Regions from separate parts of the Mus musculus genome. Here region 1 is linked to region 2. The links are chromatin loops, found by intact Hi-C in ENCODE. Cell type or tissue: left cerebral cortex. All regions are shown on one strand. Each heading gives the region's core, and the rest is flanking DNA. Links, peaks and the distances in the headings are about the cores only.

Region 1 (8,338 bases), core at 289-8,288, 110 kb before region 2:
CTGTGAGCCGAGAGAAATCTCTCTTCTGGTAAAGTGCTTCTGTCAGGCGTTCTGTCGGAGCAACAAGAAAACTAATACACAAGGTATCCTAAAGAATCTGTTAAGTACATTTTGACTCACTAGATCTGCTGATATTCATCATTTTTAAGCAAGCATCCAAGCTATCTTGTCTAGCAAGTTCCTATAAAACATTAATTGGCAATTGGTATGTGTGGTGGTTTGTATCATATTTAAATACTTTGTCCCCATTTGGTTGAACTGTTTGAGAAGGATTTGAAAGTGTGGCCTTTGAAGGAAGCATGGCAGTGAGCATGAGCCTTGAGGTTTTAAAAGGCTACACTGTTCCCAGTTCTCTCTCTCTCTCTCCCTCTCTCTCTCCCTCTCTCTCTCCCTCTCCCTCTCCCTCTCCCTCTCCCTCTCCCTCTCTCTCTCTCTCTCTCTCTCTCTCTCTCTCTCTCTCTCTCTCTCTCCTACTTGTGGATCAAGATGTTAAGCTCTCAGCTACTGCCCCAAATCTATACCTGCCTGTCTGCTGCCATGCTTCCCACTATGATGGTCATGGACTCTAATCCCCTGGAACCATTCAAATTAAATGGCTTCTTTTATAAATTTCCTTGGTCACACTGTTGCATCACAGCAATATAAAGGTAAGTAAGACAGAGAGGCAGATGACAAGATGATAACAGAGTAGAATCCAGAGAGGATAAAGAAGGAGGGGGAGAAAGAAATATCTTGGAATCAAAGGAAGAAAGTTTTATACAGAAGGACGTGTTCAAAAATGTCAAAGGATGCTAGCAAGGAAGTAGAAGCTGACTGGTAAATGTCATCTGAAATTGGCAATTTGAAGGTAATATTGAACTTTGTCGTGATAGTTTTGCACTGTGAAGAGGACAGAAATAAATTCTAGTGGGGAGCTAAGGAAATGCCTGGTGAGGAGATGGAGATAGTATGGGCTACTTCTTGTAAACAACACATAGAAAAACTTGTCCATCAAAGGAAAAGACAGACTCAGTGATAAGAGAGGCAAGTGGTTGATGAGGTGGCACCATATTTAAGATAGAAAAAAACACTATGTGGTAGGCAGAATAATTCCCAAAGGGATGTAGTGGGTGTAATTAAATTGATGTTTGAAATGGAGATGCTGATCTGCACTACCTAGGTGTACACCGTGGACACAGACATCTTTAAAAGAAGGCAAAGAGGATAAGATCAGGAAAGGAGATGGGACAACGGAGATTGGAGTGATGCTGTTGCTGGTTAGGGATTCTAGAGGGCGGAGAGTCAAAGTACACCGGCATGCTCTAAAACCACCACAGATGCCTTGGTTCTGATCCAGTGAAACCTCTGATGCCCTTCTAGATATGTAACATAGTAAAGTTATATTGTTTTCAGCAAATACATTTTTGTTCATTTGCTGCAGCTGTGACAGAGACCAACAAACAAACAAACAAAAATATATTTGAGTATGCCAAGGGAGAGGGCTCCAAGGGAGGAGGAAGCGACATCTTTCCCACTGCAAGGGGAAAACTCACATCTCTATCAATAGAGAAAAGCAAAACAATTTTATCTAACTAAAGTTGCACAACATACTAGGAACTTCAGAAGAGAAGACACAAAGTTCCAGAACAAACTGTTTCAGTGGACCCAGAAATATGACTGAAGAGCAAAGGCCATGCAAGACCTACTGACAGTAAACTGGGGAAGCCAGCAGAGGTCTGTTTGTAGTCTTCTACTGAACCTTCAGGTCGATGACAGAACTCACTCTGGAAAAGGGCTTTGAGACCTCCGGAAGAGGCAGACCATGACAGGATCATGCTTCAGGACAGATGGGTTTGAGTAAGAGCGTCAAGGTGCCGTTCTGGACTTAGAGAGCCAGATATGAATGAAGGTGTCTATCAATCAGGAGAAGGGGTAACAGAGTCCTGGAGGTACAAGGAGTTTTCTCCATGCCTTCAGGTCAGGTGGGGGTGGGGGGCTATGCACTAAATTCTCATGTACAGCTCTGTCTGCGGCATGGGGTGATGCAGAGTGTACATGAAAAGAAAATGGAGTAGCCGGTAGCAAAGACTTCGTTCTCTTGTTCGTTTTAAATGCTTTTAAAAAATGCTTTGCTTTTATGAGAAGTGTAGTCGGGACTTCATTGTAAAGTCATCCCTAAACAATCTCCATATTTAACAGACCTCTGTTGGATGCTGACAGACTAGGGGCCATAGACCTGGACCTTGAGATTTCTTGTTTGGTTCCAAGGTCTCCTCTGAACGGTGTTAAACTGAAATAAAAATTGAGAGAGAATCTGAACCCTTAGCTCCTTTTATCTTAACTCATACCACTCTGCCTAAATTCTCTCCCCTCCTCATCAGATTCACGTTAATCAGGAGACCTCTTTTTTCTTGCAGCTCCCTAAGGCCCTGCTTCACCTAGAAGAGAGAACCTGGCTCCAGGATGCAGGAAACTGCTTCTGGTTTCCATGGAGACCCTGTTTGAAGTCAATGGCTGCTCCAGGAGGGAGGGAAACCAGGACTTTTGTATTTAAAGGATGGAGAGTCTGGGAAGGAGGAGGGTTAAGAAAAGGGAGTAAGGCAGGCCGATAGTGAGGCTGATCCAGCCTGTGTTCGAGGTTTCAAACAGAGGAACAGGAAAGTTCAGCTAGGTTATTCAAGCGCCTTCCACTTTGAGGATGAATCAAAACGGAAGCTCTGGGGGTGGGGGAGGTGGTGAGGGCTGCTTATTGCGCATGTGAGAAATACCCTGCAAAGGCTCCTTTCTGATATCAGTATGTAGGGGACTGAATTACTTAGGCAGCTGGAAGTCCCTGTCCTTGTGGGTGGCTCCTTCCCAAGCAGCTTGAGAGTTTTCTCTTCTCCCCAAGTCAATTCTTAAAGGTTCCTACTGCCATGAGGGGGCTGAGCCCTCTCCTTCCTTCTTCCGCACCTCCCCCCCCCAGAGGGTAACTAAATACAAACCTTGGCTAAAGGCTTTCCAAAGCTTCACGCTTCAGATTAACTGCTATTTATTTGCCTTGTCTCTGTCTACCAAGAGACAGGGGGCAGGATGGGGGGAGGTACTCTGGCGGAATACACGCTAAAATTGAATTGCATGAGGATTCAGATGACGTCATCTTGGATAAAGGTCTGACCCAGTGAATGTTAAATGTAGCTGAGCGACTAAATCCTTTGAGAGAATCAGTAGCGAAGACCTCTCTGAAAGGACCATGCCTCTTGTTTAAAATATTAAGCATGTGGCTCAGATGATCTCTGGCTGCAATTCCCAGGGCGCTGGTGGAATCTCGGTTTTCTGCTATAATCACTTGAACATTGCTTACTGCCCTAGATAACTGCAGTCATGTGACGCTTGCACACACACACACACACACACACACACACACACACACACAAGAGGCGGGGCGGGGTTTGAATAAAAGAAAAGAAAGAAAGCCATCACAAGTTATCAGTGTCTGCCAATTTTAGGGAATGAAACCATGTCAGTTCAAAAACACTTTCTGAGGTGTGCTGCAGTCTGAATGTGCCTAAGGAGTAAGGGGTGGTTTTTCCTTCAAGGTCCTTATATTTGGATGGGAACAGCAGTAGTCATAAGCATGCAGAGGAGCTGGGTAGAAGTCATTAATGAGCCGGGCTTTTAATCCCAGCACTTGGGAGGCAGAGGCAGGCAGATTTCTGAATTCGAGGCCAGCCTGGTCTACAGAGTGAGTTCCAGGACAGTCAGGGCTACACAGAGAAACCCTGTTTCGAAAAACCAACCAAACAAACAAACAAAAAACAAAAACAAACACAAAAACAAACAAACCAAAAAACCAAAAAAAAAAAAAAAAAACAACCAAACAAAAAAAACCCAAACAAACAAAAAAAAGAAGTCATTAATGATATGGGAACTCCAAGGAAAGGTTAAATTGATAAAGAATAAAGGCAACTCAATTTACATAGGCACCTTGGAGTTCCCAGAACTCACACTGGTTGGCCCACAGCAGCCTATAATTCTAGCACAAGGATATACATTTATATTTCAACATTCTTATAAAGTAAAGCATGTGTTGAAGATGAGGAAGCAGTATATACGTATGGAAGACTTTGCAGATCTCTTGGAACAAGGCAACACTAAAATAAAAGAACCATTCGTGCTCGACAGAGCTTGTCTTTAGAGGAGGGATGGTGTAGAAATGAAGAGGTGACTCCCACAATGCAACTGAAGATGCTTTTCGATTTCAAAAAAAATACCTGTCATTTACAGTCGGAGTTGAATGCATTAGCCTTGTAGTTTTTGCTCACAAATTGAGGAAAGTTTTGGAATAAGTTAAGGTACGTGGAAGGCAAGGGCTATTTCTTGGCTTGAATTTAGGAGGAAAATATCGAAAGGAAAAGGAATTAGAGGAGAGCAGTTATTTCTAGATGAATAAGAAAAGACATATGTGCTCAAATTAGTCATGGTTTCTGTGTCACGAAAATGTTAGTTACCAAGGTTTTGTTTCCAGCCCTGTTTGCTAAGGGACATACCTATAATAAAAACATCTCCAAAGAGTTTTGGCAATGCAGCTGAATATTAACGATTTGGGGATAAAAAACTCATAAAAGCACAGAATACCACAAGTCAGCTCCTTTTAATCGTTTTTTTTTTTTTTTTTTTTTTTTTCATTCTTAGTCATATGGCTGTCTGCAGATTCCTCAGACTTCCAGTTTACTTAAGGGCTCGCTGGCAAGGTTCTAAATCACAGCATAACCCCTCTGGCTTCCCAATCTCAAATAGGCACCCGCACACACTCATCTCAGTGAACTTGGATGCTCTTACATAGTATGTGCCAGGGATTTTTTTTCTAATTAGCTGTCAATATTGCGTGATGGCATCTAGAAATGACTACAATAATAAGGTGAGTGGTGACTAATTGACAGCGTTAGTAGAGGAAGCAGAGAAGACAAAATATAAACTAATGGAGACCACAAGTACCAAACAAAAGGAAGTTAGAGACTAAAGCAGAAGGAGTGAAGAAAAGATGAAGGGAAAAGGGAAAGAGAGCAGAGCATGTGATCGCTAGGCCATGACGCACAGTGATTGACTTCTGGGTTTAAGATAGAACTTTTGAGAGTTAGAAGGGACCCGGTAACCATCCAGTCATTCTCTCATTTCACAGTTGACAAAGAGCCAAAAGGACGCTAAAGTTGACTAGAGATGAAGCCAACCTTGGGTGCAGGTTTCTGACCATGGCCTGCTTTGTAACATCACTATGTCATTTCCTCTTTCGGAATGGTTGACTGAATCCAAAGTTCCCTTGGAACGTAAATACGTTCCCACTTTCCACTGAGCACAACATATATAATTGTCTTGTTTCTTCCTAGCTTACAAGGTGTTATAGTTTACTTCACCCTTGTACCGATTCTGAAAAAAAGTATCAACTATAAAATGGCCCACTTGGGACTCACCTAGTAGATACCGATTTCCTCTTTTTTTTTTTTTTTTTTTTTTGGTTTTTCAAGACAGGGTTCCTCTGTGTGGCTCTGGTTGTCCTGGAACTCACTTTGTAGACCAGGCTGGCCTCAAACTCAGAAATCTGCCTGCCTCTGCCTCCTGAGTGCTGGGATTATAAATTCTGGTGAGATGAATGCAAAGTGAAAAAAACTGTACTGTTGAAAGAAAGATGAAATTTCAAGACCTGTAAGTCATATAAAGTACTCAGAAATTGCTGGTTGCTTGTGAGCCTAGAGGCTGCCTGGGGCTGAGAAAAAAGAAAAACAAACCTGGGAACAGCTTAATCTTAAAGATAAAGAGGAATGTGAAGACATAAGAGGGCTATCTAAACTGGAGTCAACAACTCACAGAACTCTGACACCCTGCACGTACATGTAATTTTTTTGCTGAAGTTTGAATAAGCCAATAGTGTGTCGCTATGCTGAATTCCACACCCCTAAGCCCCTTACCTCATAAAAACCCCTAGCTTCCGAGCCTCGTGGCCGACATCCATTATCTCCTGTGTGGGATGCATGTAGGTCCGGAGCTCCATAATTAAACGACCTCATGTAATTACATCAAGATGGTCCTTCGTGATTTTTTGGGTGCATGCCGAATCGGGAATTGAGTGGAGGGTTTCCCCACTAGGTTCTATCACTGCTCTTACTCTTTTGTGCTTTGCTATTTTGAAGAATTCATTGTAATTTAAAAACAATAAATAAAATCTGAGGCCAGAAAGATAGCTCAGTGGGTAAAGGTGCTTGATGAAACACCGGATCACCTGAGTTTGATCCCTCGTTACCACAGAGGGGAAAGAAAGAACCAATTTATTCGAGCAGTCATCTGACTTCGACATGTACACTGGGGCATGTGTGCAGTATCCCTCAGGCACACCAAATAAATAAAAAAAAGAAGAAGAAGAAGAAGAACAATGTAAAGAAAATGGAAGGAAAATGGACAACCTGACAGCATAGCTTTGGCAAAAAAAAAAAAAAAAAAAAAGAAAGAAAAGTTAAGAAAAAGAAGTCATGGCATGGAGAGAAGAAAAAAAATGCAGCATTATTCAATCAGTGATGACTGAATTTGCACTGTTTTAAACTCTTAGCACAGAATAACACTACTTCTAGTTGCTTTTGTAATGTGTGTTGGTATTTCGAAAAAGTTCTCTTTGAAGCTGATGAAGAGGGTTCCCAGAAGACAATGTGGGTATGATGTTGGGGAAATGAGTTGCCCCTCTCGACTATGAACTCACTTTCAGAGCCCAGCCACTCCAGGCAGGATAGCTTCAATCACCCTGCCATCCAGTCATAGCTGACACGTCTTGGCAGCTGGCCTGCCCCTAATGGAATGTGTCCTGCAGCTGGGAATTAGGTCATCAGTAATTCACTTAATAGCATTTTATGAGCTGGGCTCTGACACAAAAGAGCGATCTGGCCTTACCAGCAGGAACTTTCATTGAAATGAAGAGAAGAAAGAAGTTGATGCCATTGTGAACAATCAGATTCCATTTCCAGAAAGCAGTGAAGGAGGGTCAGAAACATGGCTGTTTCTTCAGCCTCTCTGTTATCAGGACAGGTATGTGATCTTAGGCAAGCCACTGCTTGTTTTTGGACCCCAGTTCTTTCAAGGTTTGATCAGACTTTAACCTTGTGTGGAAGTCCCAGGATTTTTTAGGTCTTTTCATTGATGGTGTTCCAGAAAGCAACTACCTCAACTAAGTTCAGACAAAGAAAGCCCTGACTTGTATAATTGACTAATTTGCCTGGTGTAAGTATTCCCAATATGGCTGATTTCTGGTTACCAGTGGTATAACAACTAATTATGAAACCTGAATATTGACTATTTTGCTTGAATGAGCTGATATGAGTAACTTCAGTGTATCAGTAAATTTCCCCAGCTAGAAAGAGCTTTATGAATAAATATGGTTCTATATGTACACACATTACTACATTCTCTACATACTATATGATGTATGTGTATGTGTGTTCTTTCCTGATTCTACTCCACATACCACACTTTGATGTCTTCTTACACATACAGAATCCTCAGTAGAAAAGTGTCCATCCTAATACAGCTCTTGATTCAAATTTCCAAGTTTGCCACCAGAGTCCTGATGTTCCCAGGATGTGTAAGCAGCCACTAGCCTCTTATTTTCTTCTGACCTGTAGGACCCAACAACTTTCCTCTTAAAAAAAAAAAAACCAATATATTTCTCATGGATTATTCAGAAGGTCCACTGTTATACAGGGCGTGCAAGTTAGAAACAAATCACTACAGTCCTTTCTCCTTTTAACATTTTTACTGATGTGAGAGAAGAGTGTCTTAGACTTTGGAAATTTAGTGCACAATATCTTCTTACTCAAGATATATAGAGGGATTAGTGCTGAAGATAACACCTGGAATAATGACGGGAAAATGATATAGTTAGATTTGGAGCAGCCCCTCAGGTAAGGGATACGTACAAAAACTATTCAATTGATAGTTATCCACAAAACATTTACTATATAGACTGAGCCAGCACTGCAAGCTATTGTGAAACCCCAGAGCAGGCATGAGCCTTCAACTTCAACTTGGGAAGATAAGCTTAACATGCACAAATTAATGAGAATCAGTTAAAACACTTTATAGTTAAGTGTTTAATGATGTGACACAAATTATAAATGAAACAGGAGTTCAGAGGAAACAGTCATCTGAAGCAAGCCTTGTCCAATTAATGGAATGACAGCACTATAGGGTAGAAGATACCCATGATGTTGGGGTTGTATTCCCATGGTCAACAAAGACATAGGGCAAGTTTATCCCCAGGGAACTGCACTCAAAAGCTTGGTAGCAATGAGTAGAATGCTATAGAAAGGAAAATAGTGAAAGGTGGAAAGAAAGTAAG
Region 2 (8,338 bases), core at 181-8,180:
TCCCTAGTATCACCATCACTGACTCTGGCCATCTTTTAAAAGGCGTGCCCCTTAATCTATTAAGTAGGCTCTCAGCAGTTCCAAAATAAACATGATAGCACGTTGTCTGCCCGTTGTCTGTTAAAAAAAGTTCATGTCTAGGAGGGATAAAGAACAACATGAGCTATTTAATTAGATACTTGTCATCAGTAATGAACAATAAGAAATCATCTGGAAAGTTCTTTGACGTAGTCACTTAGAAATGTTACCAACATTTCAGAAAAGTTGTCTGTAAAACTACCTATGTCAAGAGTGGCTCCAGAGTGTCCTGTGCACATTGCCTCCCGTCCTAAAATGTGTTGGCATGACTGACATTATTATAGCCACTTTATAGATGTAAAGGGCTCTCCAAGGCCACACAATACCAAATGTCTAAACTTTGCACAATACAGATTTACAAGTCATATCGCCCCCCTCCCCCCAGAATAGCAGAGGCACTAGAAGGAACTGAGGTGGACTTCATGGTATGCATCTTTCCTCAAGACAGAGTTTACCTGTGTCCATTGCTCTCAGAATGTAAGACATTAAATGTTAGTGTTACAGAAATCTGTCATTCACAGACACTAAGCTAATTAGAAAGAATCACAACTGTCAAAGAAGCTTGTGTGCATAAGCAAATAACCCACTATGTAGTTTTAGATATGGAGTCTAATTCCTAGACCATAGTTTATTCCACATTCAAGTGCTCAGAATGCTTGACTGCTGTGTGTGTGTGTGTGTGTGTGTGTAGCGTACTGACACATTTGTAGGTGATATATTTGTGCATAGCTAAGAGTATCATATGTGTGCAGTTAGGTTATATAAATAAAATCAGTTAGTGTTGAGAAAACTGAACCTCCATGATTATCAACTGCGCGTAAAATCTAATGGCAGCTGTAACTTATGTGCACCTCTAGGTCCTCTTTGCATTTTCCTTCTTGTGGTACTGGGAAAGAGGAGAGTTAGAAAAGAAACAGGAGCATTCCTCGGGCCCCACTTCCCTAAAACATGTTCCATCCAATCTCTCCAACTCTCTGGAATATCCTTTCTACCCCCACCCCATAGCCCTCCCAATGCAGTGCGGAAAGTCAGTGGGTAATTGGGTCCAGATTGGAGGTGTTTAAATATTCATGAGGCTGGCAGGGGACTGGGAGGGGGTGACTGTCTAGAAATGGGGGTAGGGGCTACGGGAAGTGATTAGTCACTGGAAGCTAGCAAACAATTCTGAGAAAGGGACCCAGGGAGAAGGAAGAAAAAGATTGGGTGGGGAGTGGAGGAAAGAGGAGAAGGAAGGAAGGAAAAGGAGAGAGGAAGGAAAGAGGAGGAAGGGACGAGAGGGAGAGAGAGGGGGAGAGAGGGAGAGAGAGAGAGAGAGAGAGAGAGAGAGAGAGAGAGAGAGAGAGAGAGAGAGAGAGAGAGAGAGAGAGAGAGAATGTGCGTGTGCGGTGAGCAATAGCTGTGGACCTTACAGTTGCTGCTAACTGCCCTGGTGTGTGTGAGGGAGAGAGAGAGAGAGAGGGAGAGGGAGGGAGAGGGAGGGAGGGAGGGAGAGCGCGCTAGCGCGAGAGAGCGAGTGAGCAAGCGAGCAGAAAAGAGGTGGAGAGGGGGGGAATAAGGAAGAGAGGAGGAAAGGAGAGAAGGCAGGAAGAAGGCAGGGGAAGATACCACCATGCTGTGCTGTATGAGAAGAACCAAACAGGTAGAGCTAAAGATTTCTTTTTTACTTCTTTGCTGTTGTGAAATTATCAGAGTACAGGGTTTCCTCGTGAAAGGCAGAAAAAAAAATTTTTTTTTTTAAAAAAAAACTGCTTCTGCCCTGGCATGATGCTCTGGCTTCCTTAGCATACGGTAACTGATGCTTGCATCCCGGCGTTATTCTTTTCTGCCTTTCATGATCTGGTTTTTGGAATGCTGCTACTAATTAGGGTAAGGGGAGAGAAATATGCCGGCTTGGCTAGAAATATGATTCCCCTCGCCTATTAGTAAGTGCTCAGCCGCTAGGTCTCTGGTTTTGAGGGTGTGGATGCAGAAAGGGGTGTGGGGACGATGTGGGCTCTATCTACGAGATCAAAAAAGCTAATCTTGATATTATTTGTGGAAAATTAGGTCTGGGGGAATTATAGTCACATTTCAACATTGCCTGTTCCGTGATTCAAATTTTCTCACATGTGCCGCGGAAGATACCTGATTTCGTGCTCGCGTGAGCTTCAAAGGGGCGCAGGTGTATGTGGGAAAACATGTGAAGGTTTTATTTATTTATTTAACGAATGAATGAAACTGATTTAGGAGATTTTTTATTTTTTAAAGAGAGCCTAAAGACAACAAGGGTTGGGGGAGAACTGCCTATGCCGAGGGGGAAAACCCCCTTCCTGAGATCAGGAACGGATTGTGTGCCAGCTGGTCCGGGAAGAGGATGGACCACGCCCCTAGGAGCTTTGAGCTGAGATGGGATGGGAAAGGGGAGCCGAGCCCGTATTACCTGTTGGAAACCGGGGCTTTTCTCTTTCCCCTCTTCCTGTGAGTCTTTGCTGGCATTAGCAGTGACCTGAGGTGTGTTAATATCCTGGAGGAGGGTGACTCGTGGTCCTCAGGATGAGGGACTGTCCAAGAGGAGCTAGAATCCCAATCCCCCACCTCCCCTCCCCCACCGCCTAGATTATTTTTTTCCATTTTATTTCAAATTGCTCACTTATTTCGTGAAAGACGTTTTAGAAACTTAATTGAGGTGAGGGTGCTTGGGATCCTGCAGTCATCCACAGCACAGGAACGCTCTCCAAATGTAGCCTTCAAACACCCCTAGGAGCATGTTTGAGTGATTTTTAGAGAAGGTTAAGAAAGAAAAAAATGGGTGTGGGGTTGGAATGAGTGTGTGTGCCTGTGTGTGAGTGTGCCCATGGCGGGGTGGGGTGGGATGGCAGTCGTGGTTGTAGACCCCCTCTGCAAACTGATTGCTGTAAGGGCGGGGTGCAAGACAGGGGTATTTGGCATTATTCTTGTGCAGGTATTGGAAATTGGACAATTTGTTAGACACTTTCTGAATCCAAAGGGGATGGGGGAGGGTACAGAGGAAACAGCCCTTCAGCCTGGCCACATGCAGCCAGCGCCCTGGAAGGAGGGGTGGGGGGTGGGGAAGAGGAAGGACTAGAAAAAGAGGTAAAAGCCAAATGCCAAAGTAGTTAGAGGAGAAGCAAGCCTACAATAAACAAACAAGCAAATAAATAAATGCAGATCCTTGGCTGTGAAGGGGTGAATGGAGAAAAGTCTGGCAAGGCGGGGCAGGGGGGGTGTTGCTGCCTGTATTTCTCTAACTGCTCTTGGTTCCAGAAACTGATACTTCCATTGGAACATTTGTAAACATTTATTCCCATGTCTTCCTTCATTTTGATATATGAATGTAACAGATACAGGTGCCAGGGGGTTAAGCACACCCTCAGAAAAAGGTTGCAAGATGACTGCACTGGCCAGCTGGTAAAATACAATTTAGGAAGGTGGAGCCTTAAGGAAACCAATGCTATTCGTTTTAAAGGCTTGGATTTTGGAAAGAAAAGTGTGGCTGGCTGACAGCTTGTTCCCACCCTATTTTTGTGCATGGGAGTATCCACACATATCCTTCAGTAAAGGGAACCAAGCATGGTTTATAGACAGGGAATTGGGGCTAACGGAATTCCCTCCCAAAAGAATGAGGACAGCTGCTTCCACTAGCTTCCTCTCACTGACAGCCCGGAGCACACACTCTGATGTGCAAAGTGATGAAGATGAAATTACGTGTTTAGGGACTTGTAGGAATTTGCATGTAAATGTGTACAGCATGCACATACTTCCAATGCAACCATTACGCATGTGCTCTGTATGGATTTCACATGCCTCCCTGTGCTTTAGCATCACTGATGTGAAGGAGGAAATGGAATGTCTAGCAACGGTTCTTTCTACGCACATGTTTTATGAATAGGTTCTTAGGTATGAAATGGTTATGTGCCTCCATGTAGCAACATTACTTGTCATTTGCATATGTCAGTATTTAAGGTATTATTAAACCAGACAGAAGGAAATGGTGTCTTCAGGGCGTGGGCTCATATTACATTGACTGGTATTCATATAGTATGGATACTTAAGTCTCGTGCTGGCTTCCTTCTTGTGAAATGACCCTCTATCATTCCAGTCAGAATCCAAGGGTTTCGTTCCTTCTCCTGGAAGGTGTTTATCACTCCAGCTTTTTTAACAGGGACTAAAATGAGGGCAGGAACCTGCAAAGGTCTAACTCTGCCACACCCATGAAATCCAGCAGGGATGTGGGAGGGGGACTGGAGGGCTTGCACTTCCTTCCCCTTCCACTTGAGCAGCAAAAGCAAGCAGTCTCAGATATTTCCAAGTTGTAATACATTGCCAGTGGGTGTGAAGAACACTTAAATGATCTCTAGTAGCCATTACTTACCACTGTACATTATTAAAGCAGATAAGGGGGGGGGGGACTACAAGGAAGTAGGTAAAGGAGGGTTAAAATAAAAGAATCCTGCAGATTTTATTGGCTCATGATTTTCAAATATCTTGAGGCTTACTTTAAATAGCTCAATTACCATGCATATTGCAGACGATTAAAAACTTGCAAGGTGTGATAGTCTACAGAGGGGGGAAAAATGTGAGATGTTTCTTTTGTTTAAAAATAATGACTTTAGTTTGTAGCTTAAGTGTTAAAAAAGACATTACCCTGCAAGCAAGCAGACCTGTCCCCACCTCACTCTGCTGGCATCTGCCCCCTCCCCATATAATAAATAATTTTTATCTTTGAGAAACTACACATTGGTTTAGAACCCCAGCCTTGCTGTTCCCTCTTTCTAACAGCATGGGGAGGTGTGGAAGGGTCCAGCTCTGCTGCTGGGTAGGGACCATTCTTTCTAGTAAGAAATTGGATCCCTGCTCAGTGTCTCTGAGCCACACCCAGTGTCATCCAGGGACGTAGTGAATGGATTCAATAGAGGCCTTCTACTTAATATAATTGAAGCTGTCCATTTTTAACAATCATGGCATCTACCATATGTTTCCAAAATTGAACGGAAGAAATTATTTAAAAGGGTTTTTTCCCCTTTCCCCAAATCATCTGGACTTTCAGAAAACCTTCCACAGTTTGTGGTGAATTTAGCAATGCATTTGTTTCTGATTATTTAAGTTGTACCATGGCACATGCACAGTGACCCCCTGATCCTTCATCCTCTGAATGTCACAGTGCTCCCGCTCACTCTACTGCAAGCTATGCTGAGGCAACTGGAGGAAGGAAACACAGGGTTAATTTTCCTTCTTGCTGAGCTGGTGAAAACTGCAGAAACCTCCTTTGATGTTGCAAGCAAAGGGCAAAGTTCCTGCTCACCAAGAGGGAGGGTGGCCCAGGGTCTTCTTCTGTCATAGGGAAATTGCTAGTGACATGCCTGGGGCAGAATGAATCCACAGACTTCAGAGTTTTACTTGGTCCCATAGGGAAGGGGCAGAGGGCTTCCAGGCAAGCATGGAGCTCAGTATTAACTCCTTGTACACCCACCACACCCCCACTCCCCAGCACGGGTCATACTGACTTTAACATACTTCTAAAATCTTCCACTATGGAATGAATTTCAAGAGAAACCTTTCTCCAAGTTCATCAAGAGCAGGCACAGCATTTAACCCTTTCACTTCTTGGTTAATTCTAGGAGAGGAAGTGTTACTTGCAAACCAAAGAAGGTAAATTGGGCCAGTATCCTGCCTCTTGGATTTTGAAGTGTAGACAGGTTGTCTCCAGACAGTTGAAATGAAATCTTTATAAAAAAGTCTCCAGGGAGCACTGAGCTGTGAGACCCCACAGTGTGTGCCACTTACAGACTTAGCCATATTGAATGGCTCACATCATGGAAGGGTTTTAGTTGCTTCCTGTCAGGAGGACTGAACAACTGAAGGACTGAAGCTGTCCAACTGAAACGCTAAATAAACTGCCCCACCCTACTTACTTTAAAGGGTGTAATAAGGATTTCCTCCAATCTGGACAGGACAGCCATCCCCCCCCCCCCCGCCCACACACACACACACACACACACACACACACAACTGCCAGGACAGACTTGGTTACCCCTGATCACATTGAGCGCTCCATCTGCCTGGATTCTTTTCTTGCTTTTTTCTCTGTTTCCTCACTGACTCCTGCTCTATTCCCTTGAGATCCCTCCAGTTTGTAAAGCTTTAGCTGGTTTCCCTGTGGTCCGTGAAAGAGCTTTGTCTCCTCTGTTCTAGAGTCTTCTGACTGCATCCCCATCTCTACAGGTTCCCTCTCACTTTCCTTTCAGAACAACGTTTCTAAAAGCATCCCAAGCTCATGTCTCACTCATCATTTACTGTTCTACCTGCGTCACTTCCCATGATTCCAATGACACAGGGTACCATTTCAGGTGAGCCATTAGCTTTCATCTTACTTGAAAGCCGTGGCATGCTGTCTATTGCTCTGCCATCTAACTGTCCTTCCTGGATAATTCTCCCAACACCTTTTCTCCTCAAACAGGACCTTTAAAAACTCATTTGATGTCTGCTTTCACTCCCCTGTCCTTCTTGGACAGGGGCTTTCACTGTGTAATCTTGGTTTTCCCGTCATTCCACTCATTAATCCCAGTTCAACACATCAATGTTCAGAGCTTCAGTCCTGTCCTGTGATTTCCAGAGGTCCATCTTGACCTATAGGAGCTTTTCAGAAAAATCCTAGTTTTCTCCTGTGTGGACTGGATCAGGTATCCTCTGGTTTGGACCACTCCTGGGCTTTCTGCTTAGTTGCTCTAGCAATGCTTAGCCAGCTTCAGAACTCTAGAAATGGAGGATGTGTCCCAACCATGGTCCTTTCCTCCAAAGCCCACATTCAGGTACAGACTAGGTAAAAAAGTTTTGAACATTTTCTCTGCTTTCCCACACTTAGTTGTTTGTGTAAGTAACCTGGCTCAGTCTTTTCATTAGCTTTCATCTAGCTAAAGACAACAGCTACCTGTATGGATCCCAGTCCCATATTTTTTCTTTATAGTCTCCATGCAAACAACAGACAAACTGTCTTTACCTCATGGAAATCTGGTCACACTATTTTCCTCATTAAAATTCTATAATGTCTCCCCGTTGGCTATAAACTACTAAATAACCCTTCAGCATGACTGGCATGACCTAGTCTTGGGCCATCTTTAAATACCTCCTCTTTCTCATCGCTCGCTTTATTCTTCTTTCACAGCCTGGAAAATGTTTGTTTCCCTTACAAGAGTTAGCTCTTTAAATCCACACTTCCATAAATGAACGTCTTCTACAATTTTTATGAGCATATTGCATTTTGAACTAAACTCTATTACCGCTTGTTGTACAACCTAGTGCTCATTTTTAATATGTATCTGTACCTAACTTGTAAGGTTCTTGTGAAGAAAATGATAAAATGTTATTCCTTTTTATCCATAATGATTATCATACTGTCTAGCACACAGGTGGGTCCTGTGAACTGTGAGTGATCTCCTTGATAGAAAAGTATGGACCAGAGGTTTTAGTCTGGCCTCAAGCTGTGATATATTAAATGGACAGAATCATTAGCAGTCTTTAAAGATAGCATTGGCGTGAACTTTTAAAATAGAATTCACCATCCTTAATTGTTGCTACAAATGTATAGACATGGCAGACTTCCATTTTTTAATGCAAGCAGGCATAAAATTCATCCACTCGTAGTCTTCATTTCTCCAAACTGCCATAGCAGAGATCTTTCCATATCAACCACTCCTAGCAACCAACAAGAAGCCAGTCCCAAACCAGAGGAGAAGAATCGCAGTCTAGCTATGGCTACTAATTCTTGCAGCTCCATGCTGGCTTTCTTTGGAACCTGGTAGACTCATGAACCTTACTCTGCCCTATAACTATCACAGATGACCCTGTGTCTACCTTCTGCTGCGCACAGCTGATTTATTCATGCAGTATGTAGCATTAGCCTATGCTGAAGAGTGTATGATCAATAATTAATATTACCTACATTTGATACTTCAGTGAGATACATTCTCACTGAAGTATCTGAAGACTAATGTCTACCAATGCATATCATGTGTGGAGCTGAAGGGACAGTTAATAGTAAGTGATCTCATAAACCTACAGTAATAGACAGGAACTAAATATACAGGAATTGGCTCTTTTAAATCTTTTAAAATTTGAATAGACTTGAAGGAGTTGGATCCTGGTGCAAGCCTATGGTGTCCAGTATGGGGAGGATTGCAACCACATATTTCCATCACATGACTTTAAGCAGTACATTCTCATAGCTCAGCTGGGATATCTTAAGAGAAGAAATGAGATAAAA

The links. Peaks named below come from ENCODE experiments on the same cell type or tissue, not always from the same donor. Only the 100,000 strongest peaks of a DNase experiment are listed, where the experiment ranks them.
Region 1: it touches region 2 in a loop (2.8-fold over the local background); 2 of 42 quality-filtered maps call a loop at or near these places.

What each region holds. Positions count from the first base shown.
Region 1 is chr16:42,439,473-42,447,810 of GRCm38, reverse strand. No RefSeq gene overlaps it. Among named protein-coding and RNA genes, the nearest start is that of Gap43, 100 kb to the right of the region's middle. In left cerebral cortex, for the core only: no CTCF peak of the experiment used is centred there; DNase peaks (open chromatin) are centred at 4,059, 4,140, 4,415, 4,667 and 4 more places; H3K4me3 peaks cover 775 bases; H3K27ac peaks cover 1,593 bases.
Region 2 is chr16:42,333,852-42,342,189 of GRCm38, reverse strand. Gap43 (growth associated protein 43) reads left to right here and starts at 1,539. Exons shown (of 3, transcript NM_008083.2): 1 at 1,539-1,717. The coding sequence starts at 1,688. In left cerebral cortex, for the core only: a CTCF peak has its summit at 4,352; DNase peaks (open chromatin) are centred at 2,360, 2,889, 3,058, 3,588 and 1 more place; H3K4me3 peaks cover 2,757 bases; H3K27ac peaks cover 2,435 bases.